2 separate regions of the Homo sapiens genome follow, and region 1 is linked to region 2. Evidence: chromatin contacts called from ENCODE POLR2A ChIA-PET data. All regions are on one chromosome and are shown on one strand. The core of a region is the stretch at or near the end of the contact, and the rest is flanking DNA. Distances in the headings are between cores, read along the strand shown.

Evidence for each region. ChIA-PET counts read pairs that join two places held with the same protein, here RNA polymerase II (POLR2A).
Region 1: POLR2A ChIA-PET joins it to region 2 with 10 read pairs in BJ. The contact joins two enhancer-like sites. POLR2A ChIA-PET finds 5 or more read pairs at or near these places in 2 of 52 experiments (BJ and activated CD4-positive, alpha-beta T cell).

What each region holds. Positions count from the first base shown.
Region 1 is chr16:66,660,266-66,665,827 of GRCh38, forward strand. The region is part of intron 1 of CMTM4 (CKLF like MARVEL transmembrane domain containing 4); the gene reads right to left. Among named protein-coding and RNA genes, the nearest start is that of CMTM4, 34 kb to the right of the region's middle. Within about 2 kb of position 1,731, at least 28 of the 41 ENCODE cell types and tissues checked have a DNase peak (open chromatin) inside an H3K27ac peak, as active enhancers do.
Region 2 is chr16:57,631,182-57,636,720 of GRCh38, forward strand. The region is part of intron 1 of ADGRG1 (adhesion G protein-coupled receptor G1); the gene reads left to right. Among named protein-coding and RNA genes, the nearest start is that of ADGRG1, 5.3 kb to the left of the region's middle. RefSeq lists an enhancer at 1-565. Within about 2 kb of position 1,575, at least 5 of the 41 ENCODE cell types and tissues checked have a DNase peak (open chromatin) inside an H3K27ac peak, as active enhancers do.

The DNA.
Region 1 (5,562 bases), core at 481-2,980, 9.0 Mb after region 2:
TGGTCTCAGCCTCTTGGAAGGCAGAGGTAGGAGGATTGCTTGAGCCTGGGAGGTACAGGCTGCAGTGAGCCCTGATTATGCCACTGCACTCCAGCCTGGACAATAGGGTGAGATCCTGTCTCAAAAAAAAAAAAAAAAAAACAAAACTCCACCATAAAAGGTGAAATTTATTGCATGTAAATTAAAAAGAAAAATTTTCAATGTTGTAAAGTCTATTGATAAGGAGAAGCAGCATAGAACAGTCATGTTACAAAGCAATCTGTACTTGTAAATATATGCACACAGACATATGTGAACAAATACGGAGACAGTGTTACACACAATGTGACTAGTGTTCATCTCTGATGAGTAAGATACTAGGACATGTGTTTTTTTCTTTTAACTTAGAGGTATTTTCTAATTTTTCTTAAATTGGTATTACTTGTGTGATTTCTTTAAGAAGTAATTTAAAAACAAGCAAATAAAAAAATAACTGCAAGCTGCTCTGGGAAGCCTTTCCTCATCCCTCCACAATAAACCTCTCCCTCTGCAGGCTTCCTGCTGTCTCCTCAAATCTCCTAACACTTGGCTGCCCTGTCCCCATAGTCAGCTCTTCCCTCTCCTGCTCGCTGTGCTAAGTGAGGAAGTGCAGTTTACCGCACGGTGGGGCCTGTCTCCGGAATCGCGTCTAGCTGGCTCCCTGCTCTATCCCTCCCGAACAGACACTCAGGAAAATAGCTGAGTAATGACTGACCAACAGGGCATGAACAGGCATCTACGAAACAGTCATTAAACCATGTCCACAGGCAACTGGACACTATCCAAAGGTTGATAATTAATGTTCCATGTCAGCCTAAAACATGGGCTCAGGTGAAGGGCCACTTAAGTTTCTAGAAATTATTTGGGAGAAAACATACAAAGCTGGTTTATCACTTGCCACATCTGTGAATAAGAGACTTCAGATTGCTAATATGTAAGGTAATAAGCTTCAAAATTATCCCAACATCAGCCAGACTGGTGCTGCGGATGGACTGTAACCCGTATAAATTTCAGGTTCAAAGATTCAGCTACAGGAATATAGAGTAGGGAGAACAGACTTGATAAAAGCAGCCAAGTGAAAACAGACCTGGTGATTTTAGCTGACATCAGTCACACTGAGGCTAAACGCTTGTCAGTTAAGGATGAAGTAAAAGACTGTCATTTTTAGTGGGAAGTAGAGCTAAGCAGTCCCAAATCTTTTCTATAATGCTCTGTTTTCATATTCACAGGCAGAAAAGTCTGTTCGCTAATATGAAAAGATAGTAACATTAAGTCCAAATTTTATTAAAATGGATCCTTTTATATGATTCCTTGCACATGCCAGGAATATCCCAGAGTAATACTTAAAACATTTCCTTACTATAGGCCGGGCACGGTGGCTCACATCTGTAATCCCAGCACTTTGGGAGGCCAAGGTGGGTGGATCACCTGAGGTCAGAAGTTCAAGACCAGCCTGGCCAACACGGTGAAACCCCCATCTCTACTAAAACAACAAAAAAATTAGCCGGGCATAGTGGTGCATGCCTGTAATTCCAGCTACTCAGGAGGCTGAGGCAGGAGAATTGCGTGAACTCGGGAGGCAGACACTGCAGTGAGCTGAGATCGCACCACTGCACTCCAGCCTGGGCAACAGAGCAAGACTCTGTCTCAAAAAAATAAAATAAAATAAAAATAAAACATTTCCTTACTACAAAAACAAAACAAACAAAAAACCAAAACACCATGCCACCGTGATTCATCTCTACACAAGCCAGGGCCCCAGCAGCCTGCAAGCCAGGAGCCTATTTGGCTATCAGACAATAAAAACAGACAACAAAAACAAATTAGAAAGCTTCCAAGTATCATAAATTTGGAATTCCAGTTCCAGTTAATGAAGTAGGTACACTCCAGCCTGTCTGTCCCACTGAATGCTGCTATCAAACTGGAAACAATGCACAGAGCAGCTATTTCAGGACACTGAAAAACAAATCAAAGTAGGCAGATGGTGAAGATGCCCAGAGTTCAAAGCACCACAGAACCAACAGTCAGGCTCCTATTTTTCCTCCAGTGTTCCCCAGCTTAGACTCTAAGGAGCCTCAAACCCAGAAAAACCCAGAAAAGAGAGCCTGGTATAGATAGGGAGTCCAGGACAATCCTCTAGTTCTGGCCAGAAAAGTAGACAGGGGGATTTTCCTAACACTCATAGACATTGAACACAATCCTGGGTTTTATTTTCCTTTTAACTTTTTTTTTCCTTCATTCTCACTTAGATTTCAGACCCCAGACAACCCTGAAGTGTCAGAGGCAATGCAGCAGCAGGAGGCTACAGATGTCCACAACAGAGGAGTCGACTCAGAGGAACCCGAGTTCTTAGGGCATGAGCGAACCCCCTTGCTTTCCCCTTCCCCTGTCCTCCCACCATGTGGCCTAGGACATGGACACAGCTGTGGAAACTGTTCAACAGAGTAGGGTAACTAAAGAACCAGCTTTTGGGACACAGACCCGAAAGAGGAGTTCTAAGGGCTGGAAAATACCAAGGAACTGGCAGAAAGAGGAAGCAAACCCATAAAGTTCTATAAACTCCTGTTTATAAATCAAAACACCAAGCCCATAAAGCTTATAAACTCCTGAGCTCACCCAAAGTTGTATATATATGTGTATCTGACCCTAAACAGTGCAGTAAAGACGTTGAGAATGAACTATGGGATAGCTCACCACCTAGGTCCCAGACTGACCACTGGGTGGCATATACCGAGCAAAGATTCAAATAGCATCACAAAGGCTTTGAAACAGAATTGATATTGAACCTTCAACCCACAGAAGACTGACCAGAACTTCTCACTTGAACCCAGCCAGGTTGATTGCTTTCGAAAACAAAACAAAAATCAACATTCTTCATAGGATTTAAACAAGACCAGAGTCCCATAACATAATAAACAAATGTCCACGATATAATTCTAAATTACTTGGCATACAAAGAACCAGGAAAATCTCAATTCATATGGAAAAAGACAATCAACAGATGCCAATGCCAAGATGACACAGTTGTTGGAATTATCAGATTGTAAAGCAGCTATAATAAAATAACCCAAGATTAGCCAGGCATGGTGGTATACCCCTGCAGTCCCAGCTAATCAGGAGGCTGAAGCGGGAGGATTACTGGAGCCCAGGAGTTCAAGGTTACAGTGAGTGATGAGCTACCTTCTGCTATCCAGCCCATCCATTTTTATTTTGGATACTACGTTCTATGGTTCTAAGATTTTCATTTGCTTTTTTTTTTTTTTTTTTTTTTTTTTTTTGAGACAGAGTCTAGCTCTGTCGTCAGGCTGGAGTTCAGTGGTGCGATCTTGGCTCACTGCAACCTCCGCCTCCCGAATTCAAGCGATTCTCCTGCCTCAGCCTCCCAAGTAGCTGGGATTACAGGCAAGCGCCGCCACACCGAGCTAATTTTTGTATTTTTAGTAAAGACAGGGATTCACCATGTTGACCAGGATGGTCTCAATCTCCTGACCTCGTGATCCACCCACCTCGGCCTCCCAAAGTGCTGGGATCACAGGTGTGAGCCAACACACCCGGCCCATTTGCTTCTTTATATCTTCTATTTCTTAGCTGAGACTTTCTGTCTTTCTATTTGTTTAAAGAGTACGCATCCCTACTTCTTGGATTATTTTATATAAAGCTTAGAACAGGCCAGGTGCAGTGGCACATGCCTGTAATCCTATCACTTTGGGAGGCTGAGGCAGGCAGATCACCTGAGCTCAGGAGTTTGAGACCAGCCTGGCCAACATGGTGAAACTCTGTCTCTACTAAAAATACAAAAATTAGCTGGGCATGGTGGTGGGCACCTGTAGTCCCAGCTACTCTGGAGGCTGAGGCAGGAGAATTGCTTGAACCCGGGAGGCAGAGGTTGCAGTGAGCCAAGATCGCACCACTGCACTTCCAGCCTGGGTGACAGAGTGAGACTCCGTCTCAAAAAAAAAAAAAAAAAATTTCAGATAAAGGAAAATGAAGAGAACTCATAGCCAACAAATCTGCTCTAAATGAAACGCTATGAGGTTCTTCATGGAGAATGGAAATGATACCAGAGGGAAACTTGGAATATCAGTAGTGAAAGAAAAGCAACAGAAATGGTAAAAACCTCGGTAAACATAATATACAATTCTTCTCGAGTTATTTCAAGTATGCATGATGGTTAAGAGCAAAATCTGTAACAATGTTGGGATTTCAATGTATTTGACAACGAAAACAAAGTAGGAGGGTAAAGGGACCTATGTACTTGCAAGGTTTCTGTATTTCATTCTAAGTAATGAAATGTTAATTATAAGTAAAGTGTACAATATTAATGTTATAATTATGTGTATGTATAATGTAATTCGTAGACCAAACACTTAAAAAAAAAACTATATAAAGAGATACTAGTCAAAACTCAATAAATCAATTATAATGAAATACTAACAAATATTCAAAGACTCCAAAAGAAAAGAGGAAAGGGAAAACAGGAACAAAACAGAGGGAACAAACAGAAAATAAATAACAAAATGGTAGGTTTAAATTTAAGCATACTAATAATTACATTAAATATAGGCAGGACATGGTGGCTCACACCTGTAATCCCAGCACTTTGGGAGGCCAAAGCAGGAGGATTGCCTTGAGGCCAGGAGTTCAAGGCCAGCCTGGGTGACAGAGCAAAACCCTGTTTCTCCGAGAGAGAGTCTCCCTCTGTAGCCCTGGAGTACAGTGGTGCAATCACAGCTCAGTGCAGCCTTGACCTACCGGGCTCAAGTGATCCTTCCACCTCAGCCTCCCTAGCAGCTAGAATTACAGTTACATGCCACCATGCCCAGCTAATTGTTTTGGTATTTTTTTGTAGAGACAGGGTTTTGCCACGTTGTCCAGGCTGGTCTCGAACTCCTGACCTCAAGCAATCCATCCACCTCAGCCTCCCAAAGTGCTAGGATTACAGGCATGAGCCACCATGCCTGGCCAAGACCCTGTTTCTTAAAAAAAAAAAAAAAAAAAAAAAAAAATTTAATTAATTCAAAAGGGATCATAGATCTAAATGTAAAATGTTAAACAATAAAATTCAGAAGAACACATAGGATAAAATCTTTATAAGCTGAGAATAGTTTTTAGACATGACACCAGAAGCATAATCCATGAGAAAAAAAATGGATAAAATTTCTTCAAAATTAGAAACTTGGTCTGGGCACGGTGGCTCACACCTGTAATCCCAACACTTTGGGAGGCCCAGGCAGGCAGATCACCTGAAGTCAGGAGTTCAAGACCAGCCTAGCCAACACAATGAAACCCCATCTCTACTAAAAATACAAAACTAGCTGGGTGTGGTGGTACATGCCTGTAGTCCCAGCTACTCGGGAGGCTGAGACAGGAGAATCACTTGAACCCAGGAGGCTGAGACAGGAGAATCACTTGAACCCAGGAGGCAGAGGCTGCAGTAAGCAGAGATTATGCTACCACGCTCCAGCCTGGGTGAGACAGAGCGAGACTCTGTCTCAGAAAAAAAGGCCAGGCATGGTGGCTCATGCCTGTAATCCCAGCACTTTG
Region 2 (5,539 bases), core at 325-2,824:
GGGAAGGACAGGAGAGAGGTGGCAGAGCTGCAGCAGGGTTGGTGTAGGGGTTGGCCTCCTGGCAAGGCCCAGCATGACAAAGGCAGGTAAGAGGAGTGGGCAGGACAGCCATGGAGGGACCACTGCGGACCGTCCTCCAGCCGGACTGGGATGCGGGTTCCGCCATCCTGTGCAGAAGCTGTGTGCAGGTGGGGTCTGGGGGGCTGTGCCATTTCAGGGATGCAGGATGGGCTTCCATGTGGCAGGGCTCCCAGGGAGGCCATGGAGGAGGCCGTGGGGAAGTCGGGTGGAAGTAGGGAGGAGAGGGGAGTGTGACAACAGAGCCCCAAACCCCAGCACCACCTCCTCCTCCCAGACTGGAGCTTGATCAGGGCTCAGCCCCCGTCCCCATGCTGGGGGTGGCCCTGTGGACCCCGCCTTCTGACTCACAGCAGATGGGGACATCATGTGAGCAAACCCAGCAGTCAGGGGTGACCAGACACAGCAACTGGGCAGATGGCAAATGGGGGGCGGGGCGGGCTGGCACAAAGGGGTCTCTCAAACCGGGTGGGGCGGGGCTGTGGCACGGCCTCAGCCTCCCAGGCCTCCTTTCTCCTGAGCCGTCACTTGGCTGAGACCCTGCCCCTCCTCCTGTCTCTGGTGCCCCATCTGGGGCTCCTTGAGGCCCCCAGGGGAGCCCTGTAGATTCTGGTCTTAGGTCTGGACTGCTGGGTAGAGGGGCCAAGGGTTGGGGAGTAGGAAGGGACACACATTTTCTGACCACTGCCCAGTGCCAGCCTGCCCTGGCAGGAGGTCAGCTAAGCCCCAAACTCTCCCTGGTTCCCTGATGGCTCAGCCTGGATGGGAGCAATCCTGGACCTTCCCTGACCTCAGATTCTGCCAGGCCCTGGGCTCAGTGCCTTGCACACGACACCCACTTTTCAGATGAGGACATTGAGGCAGGGGAGGCTTACCCAGTGAGCAACCCCACATCTTTGGGGATCCAGAATTTGGGCTCTTGTCCCTTGGTGGAGAGGAGGCTCCTCAGCCAGCCAGGCACATGCTCGTGTCTTGAACCCTGCCCCTGCCACTGCCAAATCCACGCACCTGTAGGGTGACAGGGCCCGTAGAGACAGCAAGGGTGGCTTGCCCAGGGAGAATCTTGGCTTTGTTTCTCTCTGGTTGTGGGAACATGGGCCTGTGCCTCGGTTTCCTCATCTGTAAACTGTGGATCACAATCACATCTGCTTCAGAGGCTATTATGAGCATGAAGAGAGTTGATAGAGGAAAGCATATGGGAAAGTGCCTTTCCCATACGTGGGAATGTTAAGCCTTTTTTTAATACCTCTCCCATTGGACAGATGGCTGTATTGAGGCCCAGAGATAACCTGAAATAACTGTGAGCACTTCTCCCTGCCCCCGCTACTGCTGGGAGAGCTGCGGCCACCTGGACACCAGTGGCGCTCACTCACCCACCTCCAGCCTGACTCGTGCTTTGGTGAGGAGGCCAGTGTGGTGGGCGTCGGGCTCCCGAGCTGGCGCCTGCGCAGGCTCAGGCAGTTTGTGGTATGCTTGGCAGTTCCAGGCAGAGATAAAAGCTCAGCCCCGGAGGAGCTGGCATGCTTCCGGGCACCGGTGGACAGGCCTCTCTGCATTAGTGGGAGATGGCCTGGCGGTGGGGAGATGGCCTTGCTGTCCAAGAGCCAGCCCAACCCTGGTGGCCTGAAAAGTTCTGCGGTGAATGGCTCTGGCTTGGCTTCCCAGACTCGGGGCCACTTACACCAACTGCAAAACAAGGAACAGTGAGATAGAGAGCCGCCTCTGCCACCTCCCAGGCCCTTTCCCCTCCCGTCCCCAGGTCTCTGTCCTCCTAGTACCCCCAGCCTGGATGCTCAAGGCCCATGGGGGAAAGCTGACTTTTGAGAGGAGCTGTGGAGACTTGCATTCCACTGCCAAAGATGACAGCTTCTCTGGACCCGTTTCCCTGCCTGTAAATGGAGATAACAATACATCCCTTTGCAGGGTTGCTGTGGAATTTGGGGCAAAAGTGGCTGCAAAGTATGTACCTAGCACAGTGCATGACTTCAAGAGGTTCTCCCTAAACCTCAGCTGGAGGTTTAATCTTCCAGGTCATGGGCTCATTGACTTAGGCTCAAATCCTTGAAAAATGACTTAGAGCAAGCGGCTGAATTTCTCACAACTTCATTACTTGGGCTGTGAAAGTCTCTGATACCTAAATGCGGCTTTGTGGGGATGAACCGAGACAGCCACACGTCATAGGGGCTCATGAGACGCAGACCCTGTCCCCAGCTGTCCCAGACCTTTGCTTTTCCATCCCTCAGCCAGGCTGCCCCCTAGGAGAGGCAGCACGAGGTGGGCTGTTAGGGGTGTGGGCTCTGGGGCTGCCTGATTCTGTCCCAGCTCTACTGGCTGTGTGGCCTGGGACAGGTATATTAACCTCTCTGTGCCTCGTCTTCCTAATTGTAAACATGAGGCTGGTAATGGCATCCTGAGAGGATTAAGTGAGCCTCTGTATTTTAAGTGCTGAGTGCAGGGCTGGGCACACCTCAAGTGCTATTGTAATTGCCCCTTCTGGGCCATGACCAAGCCTTGTTCTTAGAGAGCATTGGAGACTTTATCCGGAACAATGGTGCCATCCTCCCAGGATGTTACCGGGAAAACCACCAATCCTGTGACAGCTTCCCCTTTGGACATGCCCATTCCTGGGGTCTTGATCTGCTGCCCCGAGGCATTGTCCAGCCTGGGACTCCTTCATGTTCCCCAAGACCTGAGACCTGACCCAGGTTTTGGAGTGAGTTAATGTGACCCTGGGCTGGGGAGCTGAGCTGGAGCCATTACCCACAGAACCGCCGACCTTTCAAAGGACCAGAGGCCATGGCCCTAGCCCTGGAGAGGAGGCCTGGGTTCCAGTCGAGCTGGTTTCCTGGGACAGAACAGCACTGTGGTCACTTCTCTGCTGGGTGAGTTCACCCTAGGCCCCTGGGAGCTAGGCTGAGCAGCTGACCCCTTCTGGGTCCTTGGCTGAGTCTGGGCCTCAGGGTGTGGCTCTGTGGCTGGCACCCTGGGTCTCGGACCCTGTGGCAGGGGGTCAGACAACTGCCCAGACCCACCTGCTTTGATGGTGACAGATGCTAGGGGTGAGCCCAAGGGGCTGGCAGGGGCCCCTGAGTCATGCTCAGCCCTGTGCCCTCTGCCCACTGCTCCTCTGCTGTGTCACCATCTGGGCACGGGCCAAACAGTTCAGGGGCGACTCACAGCCCAAACTTCCGCCCCTGGGGCATACACTTCACTGCCTACAAAGACCCTCATTCAATCTTGAGTGCTGCTGGCCCTCTAAGACTTGAAACTTTATCCACATTTCACAGATGAGGAATCAGGCCCAAGAGCTCGGAGCAGTCAGTGGTAGCAGAGCCCGAACCCAGTCTCCTGCCTCTTAGCCTGGACTTTTCCCCAGAGTACCACAGATGGCCATTCCCATGATAGGTAGTGAGTTCCCCACCTTTGTAGGTGTTCAAGTGTGGCAGGGGCGTTGCAGAAGCAACTTTGGCATCGCATGGGGCTCCTCTTCATGGCTGCTTCCAGCCCTGAGCTTTCCTAGCCTTGGGGGAGATGGGCACCCAATTCCCACATTCCCCGGAGTCGCTATGTCCTTAAGCATCACATGGGTCTTTCTAGCCGCATCAGGCCATGCTTGTGGGCAGGTGGTGCCTCTATCTAGAAACCCTCTTCATAGCCTGGCTGTCTGGCAAGGTTCTTCCAAGGAACCTCCACCATGAAAGCCATGAATGCATCTTCAGAGACCCCTGTCCATGTGTAAATAGCTCAGTGGGCTGGATGGGAGGGAGCAGAGGGGGAGAGGGACCCAGCTGAAGAGGACTGGAGTGAACAGGGAGAGGCTGAGGGAGGTCAGGAGGGCAGGACACCCACCTCCTGAATCTTCAGGACCCCTTGCTCTCCCTTATCCAACAGGCTTGAACCTGAATAGGGGCATTCCTGACCCCATGGCACTTCCCCTGCCCCCCACCTGCCTAGAGCCATGGGCAGTGGGCAAAGCTGGAAGAAACCCTCGTGCACAGCTTCCTCAAAGCTGTACTTATCCTATGCCATGGCTGTCCTGGCCACACCTTCTGGGGGACTCTGCCACCTGTGTGCACACCTAGGGGACCAGGTGCACACGGTCTGTCCTCCAGCTCCTCTCCTGCCTGCCTCCTGGCACCTTAAGTGGAGGTGGTGGGAGCTGGGACCAGTGCAGCACCCTTGCCAGCCATGGTGGGGGAGGACAGCCAGTGTCTCTTCATGGAGATCCTGCAGCAGGTGGTGGCATGCCCCAGGGTCCCGTCTCTGTCTACCTACCTGGGTTTGGGAAACTGGAGTCAGAACCTTTAGTGATTGCGATCTAGGAAGGACGGTAGTGTTTGCAAACCACGTGAGCACAGGAGTGAGCAAGGTCCAACCCCGCCCCTGTTCCCTGGGCCGTGAGGCTTTGGGCCCTGTGGCTCAGCCCCTCTGAGCCTCCCTTTCCCTCTCTATGGAGTAGCTGCTGCCGACTCTCCATGTCGTTGCCAGGGCATGCAGGACAACAGAGGCAGCCCAGGGAAAGGAGTGCACCATGCTCCTTTGGATCCAGTTTTACGAGCTCTGTGTCCCTGGGCAAGCTCCGTGTCCCTGTGTCCCTGCTATAAAATGGGAATGATAGTACCTCCTCATAGAGTGGCCCTGGAAGCATGGGAGGCCAAGTGCATATCCTATGGTTTGCACTTGTACGTGGCTCCCTGCCCTGCCCCAGCTCTGCCTCGTGAGTCTCTGCAGACTAGTCCTCGGGACACACCCCACCCCCAGCCTGCTAGATCGCAGGACCCCATGGCCATAGGCACGTGCCCTTTCTCCTCCTTGCTTGACCTTGGAGAGCCCATGGGGAGCCCAGGTGGGAGCTTGGGGTCTGCAGCAATGGGAACGGGACCCACTTTTCTTTGCACATCTGCTACCTGGGCTCCCCTTAGGCCCGAACCACAGGAGTGGGCCTTTGAGGGTCTTGGGGGTGGTAATTTTGCTTTAATGTAGAGAGAAAATCCAAGGTTCAGTGCTCACAGATTCAGATGGAATCTCAGACATCTTCTAATCCAGCAGCCATTAAAGCTGTCTGTGGCCCCAGTGGCATAGGAAAGGCATGCGCTCCCAGGCTTCCATGCTGTGGGACTTCTCAGAGCCTTTATCGGGAAAACAAAGGGGAGTTTGCCTTGTGTTTCAGATCCTATCAGGCTATGCACAGTCTTGGGAACCGTTCTCTGGCCAAGCAGCCGGCAGAGGTGTGTGTGCTCCTGATCCTGTTAGATGCTGGAGAGTGGAGATGGCTCAGTGCTTGAACCCTCTCCATCCCCTATCCCCTACCCCTCACATAGCCTGAGTGGCACTTTTGGGTTGGATCTTCTAGATCTTCTATCAGGAATGGCTATCTAGTATCTATCAGGAATGGCTCCTTTTGGGAAGAGGTGTGGAGCCTGCCTGCCCTGGGTTAGAGTCCCAGCTCCGTCTCAGTCTT